2 separate regions of the Homo sapiens genome follow, and region 1 is linked to region 2. Evidence: read pairs that join two places in POLR2A ChIA-PET (ENCODE). Cell type or tissue: Caco-2. All regions are shown on one strand. Links, peaks and the distances in the headings refer to the core of each region. The heading gives the core; the rest is flanking DNA.

The links. ChIA-PET counts read pairs that join two places held together with the same protein. Peaks named below come from ENCODE experiments on the same cell type or tissue, not always from the same donor. Only the 100,000 strongest peaks of a DNase experiment are listed, where the experiment ranks them.
Region 1: POLR2A ChIA-PET joins it to region 2 with 7 read pairs; 3 of 35 experiments call an interaction of 5 or more read pairs at or near these places.

What each region holds. Positions count from the first base shown.
Region 1 is chr16:84,421,631-84,425,630 of GRCh38, forward strand. It overlaps ATP2C2 (ATPase secretory pathway Ca2+ transporting 2), which reads left to right. Exons shown (of 27, transcript NM_014861.4): 8 at 760-909; 9 at 999-1,067; 10 at 1,558-1,633. Among named protein-coding and RNA genes, the nearest start is that of ATP2C2-AS1, 44 kb to the right of the region's middle. In Caco-2, for the core only: no CTCF peak of the experiment used is centred there; a DNase peak (open chromatin) is centred at 2,001.
Region 2 is chr16:84,586,105-84,592,507 of GRCh38, forward strand. It overlaps COTL1 (coactosin like F-actin binding protein 1), which reads right to left. Exons shown (of 4, transcript NM_021149.5): 3 at 4,001-4,158. Among named protein-coding and RNA genes, the nearest start is that of COTL1, 29 kb to the right of the region's middle. RefSeq lists enhancers at 84-133, 4,223-4,722. In Caco-2, for the core only: no CTCF peak of the experiment used is centred there; no DNase peak of the experiment used is centred there.

The sequences.
Region 1 (4,000 bases), core at 1-4,000, 170 kb before region 2:
GATGTGTTAAGTCTGGGGTCAAGTTGCGGTTTTGCAAGATGGTTAAGAGTATCGTTTCTGGAACCAGAGCTTCGGTTCAAATCTCTGTTTTGCCACTAACTAGCTACGGAAACTTGAACAAATTACTTAATTCTTCCATGCTTCAGTTTCCCCATATGCAAAATGGGGAAGATAGTAGAGTCTTCCATTGGGGGTGGTGAGTTCTGAGGGCTAAGCCTTGTGGGGAGCTGCGCACAGGGCCTGGTGTGTAGTCAGTGTTCTGCAAATGTCAGTATCTCCCTTCCCTTTGCCAGGGTGTGTGAGTGTCTCTGTGTCCCTGTCTGTGTTTCTGGTGTTACTGTTGCCTTAGATTCTGACTGAATAACCTGGCTCGGTTATTGTGTGGGATTGTGTGGGAACCATACAGATTGTACAGGCATCTCCAAGGTAAAGAGTGGGCTGCGTATGTGGGGACTCACACAGGTGTTTTGAAAGGTATATCCTAAAATAGCCATCACCTTCATTTTTTTTTTAGATTGTATCAAAATTTCGAACAACATTAAGCAAAGATATGAGACTTTTATGTTTTTAAGAGAGGCCGCTCATTCAAAGCTTTTCTGATCCTGGAGGCCTCAGAGGCCGTCGTTGTGACACTCATTCTGTAGGTTCACTGTGTTCTTGAGTTCATGTCCATGAAGGTGCTGGTACCATTTTGTGCTTTTAACACCAATTCTCGGGGTGACAGAGAGATTCCACAGCCTTTTCCCCTTGCTCTCCTAGGTCACGGACCTCTTGGTGGATGAATCCAGTTTCACCGGGGAAGCCGAGCCATGTAGTAAAACAGACAGCCCCTTGACAGGCGGTGGGGACCTCACCACCCTCAGCAACATCGTCTTCATGGGGACCCTGGTGCAGTATGGGAGGGGCCAGGTAAGCCCTGGGACACCGAGGCCTTGGGCTCCCGTAACCCACAGGCTCCCAGCCCTTAGATTTCATACTTCTCTCTCTCCTGGACACAGGGGGTCGTGATTGGAACAGGGGAAAGCTCTCAGTTCGGAGAAGTGTTTAAGATGATGCAGGCTGAAGAGGTAAGGGGCAGGAGGGGGCTTCGGGACTTTTGTAAGCTGGAGTTTGAGATTATTATAGGCAAATAATACCAGCCTTGCCTACTCCTTAGGAATGAGTGGCATGTGGTTCATATGAGTATACTTTTTAAACATTTAATTTTTTTTTTTAATAGAGACAGGGTTTCGCCATGTTGCCCAGGCTGGTCTCAAACTCCTGAGCTCAAGCAATCTGTCTGCCTCAGCCTCCCAAAGTGCCAGGATTACAGGCATAAGCCACCACACCTGGCCTCTTTTCAAACACGTAAGACATTTGTTAGCATTTTGATAAAGATACAGCTTTCAGACAGTAATACGCACAGGTCTTCAGTGCAAAAGTCAATGAATGTTGACATATGTGTACCCCTGTGTAATCATCACTGAAGCTGTAGGATGGCAAGGTGAAGACATTTTGAACAAAGGCAGGCAGAAGCTAGGATCTTGTCCAACTAACCCATTGTGCTCACCCTTTCAGACACCTAAAACTCCTTTGCAGAAAAGCATGGACAGGCTAGGAAAGCAACTGACACTCTTCTCCTTTGGCATAATCGGTGAGTGAAGCAGTTTCCATACTGGGTTTGTTCTGCAGATGGAGGGGAGCCATCATAGGGGGGTTGCCATGGCCGTTTCTCAAATATCTTGCTACTCAGCTGCATAAGGCTTGGGGATTGGGATCAGAGGCTCTCCACAAGCAACAAGAGCTTTCTGTATAGTTGGACCAGGCTGGCTGCTGTAACAAGCAGCCACTACATTTTCTTGGCTTAACAGAGTAAACGCTTGTTCCTTGCTCACACCGCAGTCCAAAGTCCGTGGGTGTATTCCTGGTCCAGTGGCTCTCCTGGATAGCTCGCCTACAAACAGTGACTTGGGCCCAGGCCCCTGTTACATTGCTGCTCTATCTTCCTCTGGGTCCTTGGAGGCCATGTTTCTGTTCAGCCAGCAGATGGTGAAAGAGGAAACATGGAGGCTTGTGGAGGACATTTTTAAGGCATAGACCAGGAAGTGGAATCATCAATTTGACCATCTTTTATTGGCCAGAATGGAGTCACATGGCCTACATAACTGCAAAGGAGACTGGGAAATGTAGTTTATCTGTGCACCCAAACATATTTCTATGCTTCTAAGCAGGCTGTTCCTGGACTGGGACTTCCTGACCTTTGGTAACACAACAAACAGCATTGACATGATGCTGCGGTTCTGAATCTAGATCTTAAGGCTTGACATCCCCATAGTGCTGCCCCAGTCCCTTCTGGGGCTTCTTCCTGTTCTTTCCATATCTGGCCTTACTTCTGTGTCCTTTATTCCAGCCTTTAGGATCAACCCATGCCTGGCCCCTAATAGATTCTCAGTAAATATTTGTTGAGTAAAACATTTAATCAAGGAATAAACCAACAAGCCACTGCCTATAGCACATCTAGTGATGAGGGGGGTGCTGGTGAGTGTAGCCAAAACTGCGAAGCCAGAGAACAGTCTTGAGAGAAACAGCTTATGTAAGCCCATGTTTCTTAAGTTAAATTAGAACTTAAATTGACATGTCCACAGCAAGACCCATGATATCATTCAGACATTTTTTTTGAGGGGGCAGGAATGGAGTCTCACTCTGTTGCCCAGACTGGAGAGCAGTGGCGTGATCTCAGCTCACTGCACCCTCTGCCTCCTGGGTTAACCAATTCTCCTGCCTCAGCCTCCTGAATCTCTGGGATTACAGGCATGCACCATCACGCCCAGCTGATTTTTGTATTTTTGGTAGAGACAGGGTTTTGTCATGTTGGCCAGGCTGGTCTCAAACTCCTGGTCTCAAGTGATCTGCCCGCCTTGGCCTCCCAAAGTGCTAGGATTACAGGCATGAGCCACCGCACTGGGCTTTTTTTTTTTTTTTTTTTTTTTAACATTTTGGGAACTGCTCTAGCAGATGGAGAGTTTTGACACTCAGTCCCATGGACCCCCTAGAAGGCCCAAGGGGCAGGTGCAGGGAAGCAACACCATGCTGGTCAGCGCTTCTAGAGGAAAGTAGCATTTGCCAATTCCCATGGTGCAAATACTCTCAGTGTGGCCGTTTTCAAGCTACTAATGTATAGACACAGAACATGGATTTCGGAAGAGATGTACCTAGTTGATTCTTGTGAGCTCCTGTGAGGAGTCTCCAGCCTTCTACTATGGGAATGCCACAAGGGTGGAGTGAGTACCTAGTGGGGGTGGCTCTAGGCTCACTGCCTCACCCCTATTTCCAATAGAGCTCCCCTTGCTAATCTATTTCATTTGAGTTCATTTGGGTTCTAGCTAAGATTTCAGCTGATGACTGAGTTTAGTAGCCAATAGTAGAATGCCCAAAACAAAACTAACAGATACTGTGGCAGCTGCCCCCCTCAATACATACACACACACACCCCGCTACCATCCATCAGAAAACATCCCTGGCCCCCTGGCCCCTGCAAAGCAAAGCTAACGTTCTTTAGCAAGCTCTCCAAGGGTGTCACCTGGCAACACCACCCACCTTCCCAGTCCCTACTCACACCTCCGTGTCTCGTACACCTAGTGCAGTAACTGGTGTGCAGTACGTATTTGGTAAATTATTAATGAAGGAAAATGGAAATGGAGTATATTTAATCATGAGTACCACAGAGTAAAATAATTTGAAAAAACAGTGACCTATCTGCCCATCACAGGAGCAGTTGCATTTGCCACAACAAACACCACATGGGGGGATGTTCTGGATACACGCAGCCGACGGTAAACTTTGGGAATAAGATGTAAATGCTTGCGAACAGTCCAAAATAGACTGATTGAGCCTTTTACTTAAATTTGGCTTGGACCTTTCCTAAGAAAGTAAAATCGGGTTTTTGTAGGTATAAACGTATCTCCCTTAGAAAAGAGAAGAGACGGGTTGAAAGTGGTTGAGGTTATCAGGCGTTCCTCTG
Region 2 (6,403 bases), core at 2,404-6,403:
CCCAGAGGGACCACCATAGCATGGACCGTTTCTTTGGCTGTGCAGAGGCTGCCTGACGCCAACCCCAGAGAAAAACAGAACTGAGAGATGAGATGAAAATACTGCATGAGCCCTCGATCTAGCCACACCTAAAGCCGAAACCCCTGCACTTCCCACTACCAAGAGCCAAGCAATTCCTCTTTGTGCTTCAACTTACTTGAGCTTGCAAACGTAAGAATTATCACCACTACTCCCACCTAAAGGTTCCCAGCAGGGAATTAATTTCCTCCAATCCCCCTCAGTCACCGGCGCACCTACCCAAACTGAAAAGAGTTCTAGAGAGGAAAGAAACTCTGCAGACTGCCTTAGTGGGTATGAGGTTTCCTTTGGGGGTGATGAGAAAGTTCTGGAACTAGACAGCAGTGATGGCTACACAACATTGGAACTCTGTTTAATGTAGCTGAATTGTACTTTAAAATGGCTACAATGGTAAACTTTATGTTATTGTATTTTACAATTTTTTATTATTTATTTAATTTATTTTAGACAGAGTCTTGCTGCAATCTCGGCTCAGTCTCCTGAGTTGATCTCCTGGGTTCAAGCAATTCTCCTGCCTCAGCCTCCCGAGTAGCTGGGACTACAGGCCACGTGCCACCATGCCTGGCTACTTTTTTGGTATTTTTAGTAGAGACGGGGTTTGTGTTGGCATGTTCGCCAGGCTGGTCTCGAACTCCTGACCTCAGGTGACCGGCTGCCTTGGTCTCCCAAGGTGCTAGGATTACAGGCATGAGCCACCACGCCTGGCCTGTATTTTACCACAGTTTTTTAAATAGGAAGACAAAAGAGAATTGCAAGATCTGCAATGTGGTGCCCCGTGTACACATCCTGGCGAGCCCCCTCCCTCTGCTCCCTTTCCTCCCGGCGACGTCCAGGAGTGGGCCAAGCACGGCGGGCGGAATTCAGCAGGAGACCTTTGGCCACAGAACAGGACTTCTTTTTCATTTTCCATCCTGCTGCCACTCGGAAGACCCCTGGAAGCTGGTTAACCATTAAAACCCAACTGGCCTGGAGAAAAACAGCCTGTAGGGTTGAATAAGTGGTTTTCCAAAACAAGGGCTCCCAGGCCAGACAGGGTGCAGACAGCAGTGTCAACCAGGAACGCTGACTACATGTGAAACAAATGGCCTTTGTCAGCATTTCCTCGGTCCCAGGCACAGTGCTAGCACTGCTCAAAGCCAATCTGATGCCCATACCTTTTAAAAATGATTATCTCGCCTCTTAACTCCGGAACCCCACCTCCCGAGATTGTTTTCTAAAAGAATAACTCAACAGAAGACAGAAAGGAGCTGCATGTATTAAAATGTTGGTTGGAACATTCTTTATAAAAATAAAAATTGGAAGCAACTTAAGAGGCCAAGAACAGGGGAACATTTAGTACATGACGGTACACTTGTGAACCAGGACACTCTGCTACCAGAAAACCATGAATTACAAAGGTGGTGCATCCATATCATTTATGAAATTACATTAACCTTAAAAAAAGCAGCTGCAGATGAGAGTGTGACCTATAGGCTGGGACCACAGCAAAGCCGAAAGGCAGGAGGCGAGCCCGTCCAGAGAGTGGCCAGGAGGGACGTCCAAAAGCGGGAACTGACAGGGGGACCACAGGACTCTATTATGTCCTATCATTATTTATTTATTTATTTATTTATTTTATTTATTTTTTTGGAGACTCGCTCCAAAAAAGGCTAGATCTTGGCTCACTGCAACTTCCGCCTCCTGGTTTCAAGAGATTCTCCTGTCTCAGCCTCCTGAGTAGGTGGGATTACAGGTGCCCACCACCACACCCGGCTAATTTCTGTATTTTTAGCAGAGACAGAGTTTTGCCATGTTGGCCAGGCTGGTCTCAAACTCCTGACCTTACGTGATCCGCCTGCCTTGGCCTCCCAAAGTGCTAGGATTACAGGAGGGAGCCATGACACCTGGCCATATTGTTATTTTTTAAATAAAAGTTTTATTAGGGGCTGGGCGTGGTGGCCTATAATCCAAGCACTTTCGGAGGCTGAGGTGTAGGAATGCTTGAGTCCAGGAATTCGAGGCCAGCCTGGGCAATATAGTGAGATCCTGTCTCTCTTAAAAATAATAATAATAATAATAATAATTTATTTTAGAAGAGCTTTGGAGTTACAGAAAAGTTGCAAGAGGTAGCACCGAGTTTCCATATTACCTTCCTCTTAACACACACATACATATTTCACTACTGTTAACATCTTACATTACTGTGGTACATTTGTCACAGTGAAAACGTCAACATTGGTACATTACAATTAATTAAACTCCCGACTTTATTTATATTTCAACAGCTTTTCTGTTCTAAGGTCCAATTCAAGATAGCACATTGCAGATAGCCTATTTTTTTGTTTGTTTTTCTTTTTGCAACAGGGTCTCACTCAGTCTGACTACACTCACTCAGTCTGAGTGCAGTGGCGAGATCTTGGCTCACTGCAGCCTCGCCCTCCTAGGCTCAAGCCATCCTCCCACCTCAGCCTCCCAAGTAGCTGGGACTACCGGTATGCACCACCACACAGGGCTAATTTTTTATTCTTTTGTACAGATGGAGTATTATTAATACTATGTTGCCCAGGCTGGTCTTGAACTCTTGGACACAAGCAATCCTCCCACCTTAGCCTCCCAAAGTGCTGAGATGACAGGTGTGAGTCACTGTGCTCAGCCCGTTTTTGTTTTTGACAATTTGGTGATTTCTGGTATATTCACAGATATGTGCAACCACCATGATAGTCAATTTTAAAGCATTTTCATGACCTCAAAAAGAAACCCTGTGTCTTTAGCTATCACCCACTTCCATCATTAGACTATTATTTTTTATTTGTTTTTTATTTATTTTGAGACAGGAATTCGCTCTGTTGCCCAGGCTGGAGTGCAGTGGTGCGATCATGGCTCACTGCACCCTTGACCTCCTGGTTTCCAGCGAACCTCCCGCCTCAGCCTCCCAAGTAGCTGGGACTACAGCCATGTGCCACCATGCCTGGCTCATTTTATTTTGTTATGTTTTGTAGAGATGGGGTCTCACTATGTTGCCCAGGTTGGTCTCAGACTCCTTAGCCAAGCAATCCTCCCACCTCAGCCTTCCAAAGTGCTGTGATTTACAGGCGTGAGCCACCGCACCCAGCTGAGTCTATTGTTTTTAAACGTTTGTTTTATCATGGACCAATTACATTGCTTTGAATCTTTAAAATAATGTGCATGGTGGAGGATGGGCAGTGGTACCCCCCGCCCTCTGTAACAGACAAGCTGCTGAAGGGACGTGTAACACACTGTTTCTGGTCACCTGAACAACAGTTTAAAGGCGCAGTAAGAGGGAGAGATTCCCTACTTCATGGGTTGTGAGAAATCCTTTTGCGAAATGGAGATCCCTTTAGTAGGGAAAGACCTCTCTCCCTCATCTACCCTACCCCGGGGTTACCTTTTGGAGTTCAGATTTTCTTTTCTCAACATGACCGTGTTACCCGTACCCCAAGTGAACAACCTTGGAAGTTTCTGACATTGCAAATGTCCATTTTCTTTAATGGCCAGAATGGAAAAGACTTAAAGTAGGCACTGTTCAGAGAGGGTACAAATGAATTCTCCCACGGGATCCTTGCGACCACCGCCGACAGTCAGCCAGGACACCACAGGGTAGTGGCCGCTATTCTGGTCCCCCCACCAGTTCCCGTCTCTAGAAGCAAGCAACCTGCCCCACCCACGGAGGCAGGCACCCAGCTGCCAAGCTTCTGTTATGGGATAGGTGGGATCGTAAACACAGTTAACTCCTCCTAGCCAGCATCCTGAAACAATTCTGGTGACATTTCACCAATGGCTTTACTGGTGCAGAGACATAGCATGGCTTGTCCCAAGTCACAGCTAAGCTACAGACCCAGGAGTCGAACCCAGCCCTCTCCCTCCTTGCAGGATGGTGACCCTTGGCGAGCTTTGACCTCCAGACTCTGGAGGAACTCAGTACCTGTACGACCTCCTTCACCAGGGTCTTGTCCGTCCCGGTTTTGGCGCGCTGCAGCCCGCTGACGTTCTCACCGATCCACGTGATGAGGGCAAACTTGGACCTCTTGCTCATGGCATCCCCGGTGGTGAAGCGCACGAAGGCAAACAACCGGACGTCATCTGTGGCCAAAAGCGAAAAGAGAACATGGTGCTGCGTTAAAACACCCCCATGTCATGTCCCTGGGGAGAGGCTGTGAGCCACGAGTGCGCCTGGAGCAGCACAGCAGGAGACCGGTGCAGTTCCCTGGGAGCACCATGTGCAGAGGACAGGAGGGAAGCACTCATCCGCTGCCCTTGTCACACTCCCCTGAATCCTGGCAACAGTGCTGCAGGCTTCATGCCCATTTCACAGATGGGAAATGGAGATTCAGAGAAGTCACATGGCACTTTCAAGGTTGTGAGGGAATTCAAGGTCATGCTGGGATTTAAACCCAGGCCTTTCTGGCTGCAACGCCTACAGCCTTCCTACAATCAAGGCTCAAAGTCTGGGTGGGCCCATTGCACAGATGTGGGTGCCGCCAGCAGTGCCAGGGCCCAGCCAAAAAAAATTTAAAAATAAAAATTTAAAAAGGCTCAAATTATGGATCTTATTTAGGGACCAGAAATTCATCCTCTTTGTAGACCAGAAATTCATCAACTCTTTTTGCCTCAATCTTTGCAGTTTGGAATGAGACTCTACACTGTAGAGAGACAGGAGGGGCAAGGGGGGTGCTGGGTATGAAGAGGAAACAAAGAAAATGGCTCTTAATTTGGCCCGGGATATGGCTCCGAGGATATTTCACTTATGACTAGGGCAATTAGGTCAACAATGAATTCTGAACACATTTCCATTGGCTGTGTTATGCTTGTTCTATCTTATATAGTCATTTTTATTAAAATGGCTTTGAGGGCTATTTTGTTCCATTGATCCACATTAAGTTTTATTTCAATGCCACACTGTTTTTATTATCATGACTTTAAAATTTGTTTCACAATCCACTATGCTAAGTTCCCCCACCCTCCACTGCTCTGTATTATCAAAATATCATTTGATATTCTGGAATTTTTTTTTTTTTTTTTGAGACAGAGTCTCGCTCTGTCGCCCAGGCTGAAGTGCAGTGGCGCGATCTCGACTCACTGCAAGCTTGGCCTCTAGGGTTCACACCATTCTCCTGCCTCAGCCTCCCGAGTAGCTGGGACTACAGGCGCCCACCACCACACCTGGCTAATTTTTTGTATTTTTAGTAGAGATGGGGTTTCACTGTGTTAGCCAGGATGAATCTTGATCTCCTGACCTTGTATTCCACCCGCCTCAGCCTCCCAAAGTGCTGGGATTACAGGCGTGAGCCACCGCGCCCAGCCTGATTTTTTGAATTTTTAAAGTGATGTGTGTATTGGCCAGGTATGGTGGCTCACCCCTGTAATCCCAGCACTTTGGGAGGCAAAGGTGGGAGGATCACTTCAGCCCAAGAGCTTGAGACCAACCTGGGCAACATGGAGAAATCACCTCTCTAAAAAAAAAAAAAAAAAAAAAAAAAAAAAAACCAAAAAATTAGCTGGGCACGGTGGCAGGCACCTGTAGTCCCAGCTACCAGGGAGGCTAAGGTGGGAGGATCACTTGAGCCCAGGAGGTTGAGACTGCAGTTGAGTAGAGATTACGCCACTGTACTCCAGCCTGGGTGGCCAACTGAGACCCTGTCTCAAATAAAATAAAATAAAATAAAATAAAATAAAATAAAATAAAATAAAATAAAATAAAAATATGTGCGTGCATGTGTATGTGTGCATTGCATGTGTGTGCGTGTGCATGCGGGTGCATGTGTACCCCACTAGGATAAACCAAAATTGTTCAACATCAGCTCAACTGGCATCTGGGGCCAGATCATTCTCTCTGGTAGGAACCATCCCGTAAATTGCAGGGTGCTGAGCAGCACCCCTCACCTGGCCCCACCAGTTATGACAAACAAAAATGCCTCCATACATTGCAGATGTCCTCCAAAGGGGGCAGAACACCCCCAGTTGAGAACCTCTGCTGTAAACCGTTGGTGTCCCCATTTAATTGGGACCCCTTTTGTGTTTTCCAACAAAGTTCTGTGCCTCTTGAGGGGATCACATATCCTTATTCAGCTTACTTCACAAACAGTTCATATTTTAACTGCCATTATCACCAAGATCTCATTACAATTCCTAAGTGGTGGTTGCTGGCACATAGGGATGCCACTGGTTTGGAGTCATTCACCTTGTATTAGCCACTTGCATAAACTGATGCTCTCTCAGGGCGTTTAGTTGCTGGTGTGAGGGTTTCTCAGGCACCTAATGATATCGTAGAGCGATATGTTTGCTTCTCAAACATTGTGTGGATTTGAATCACTGGGGAAATCTTAAA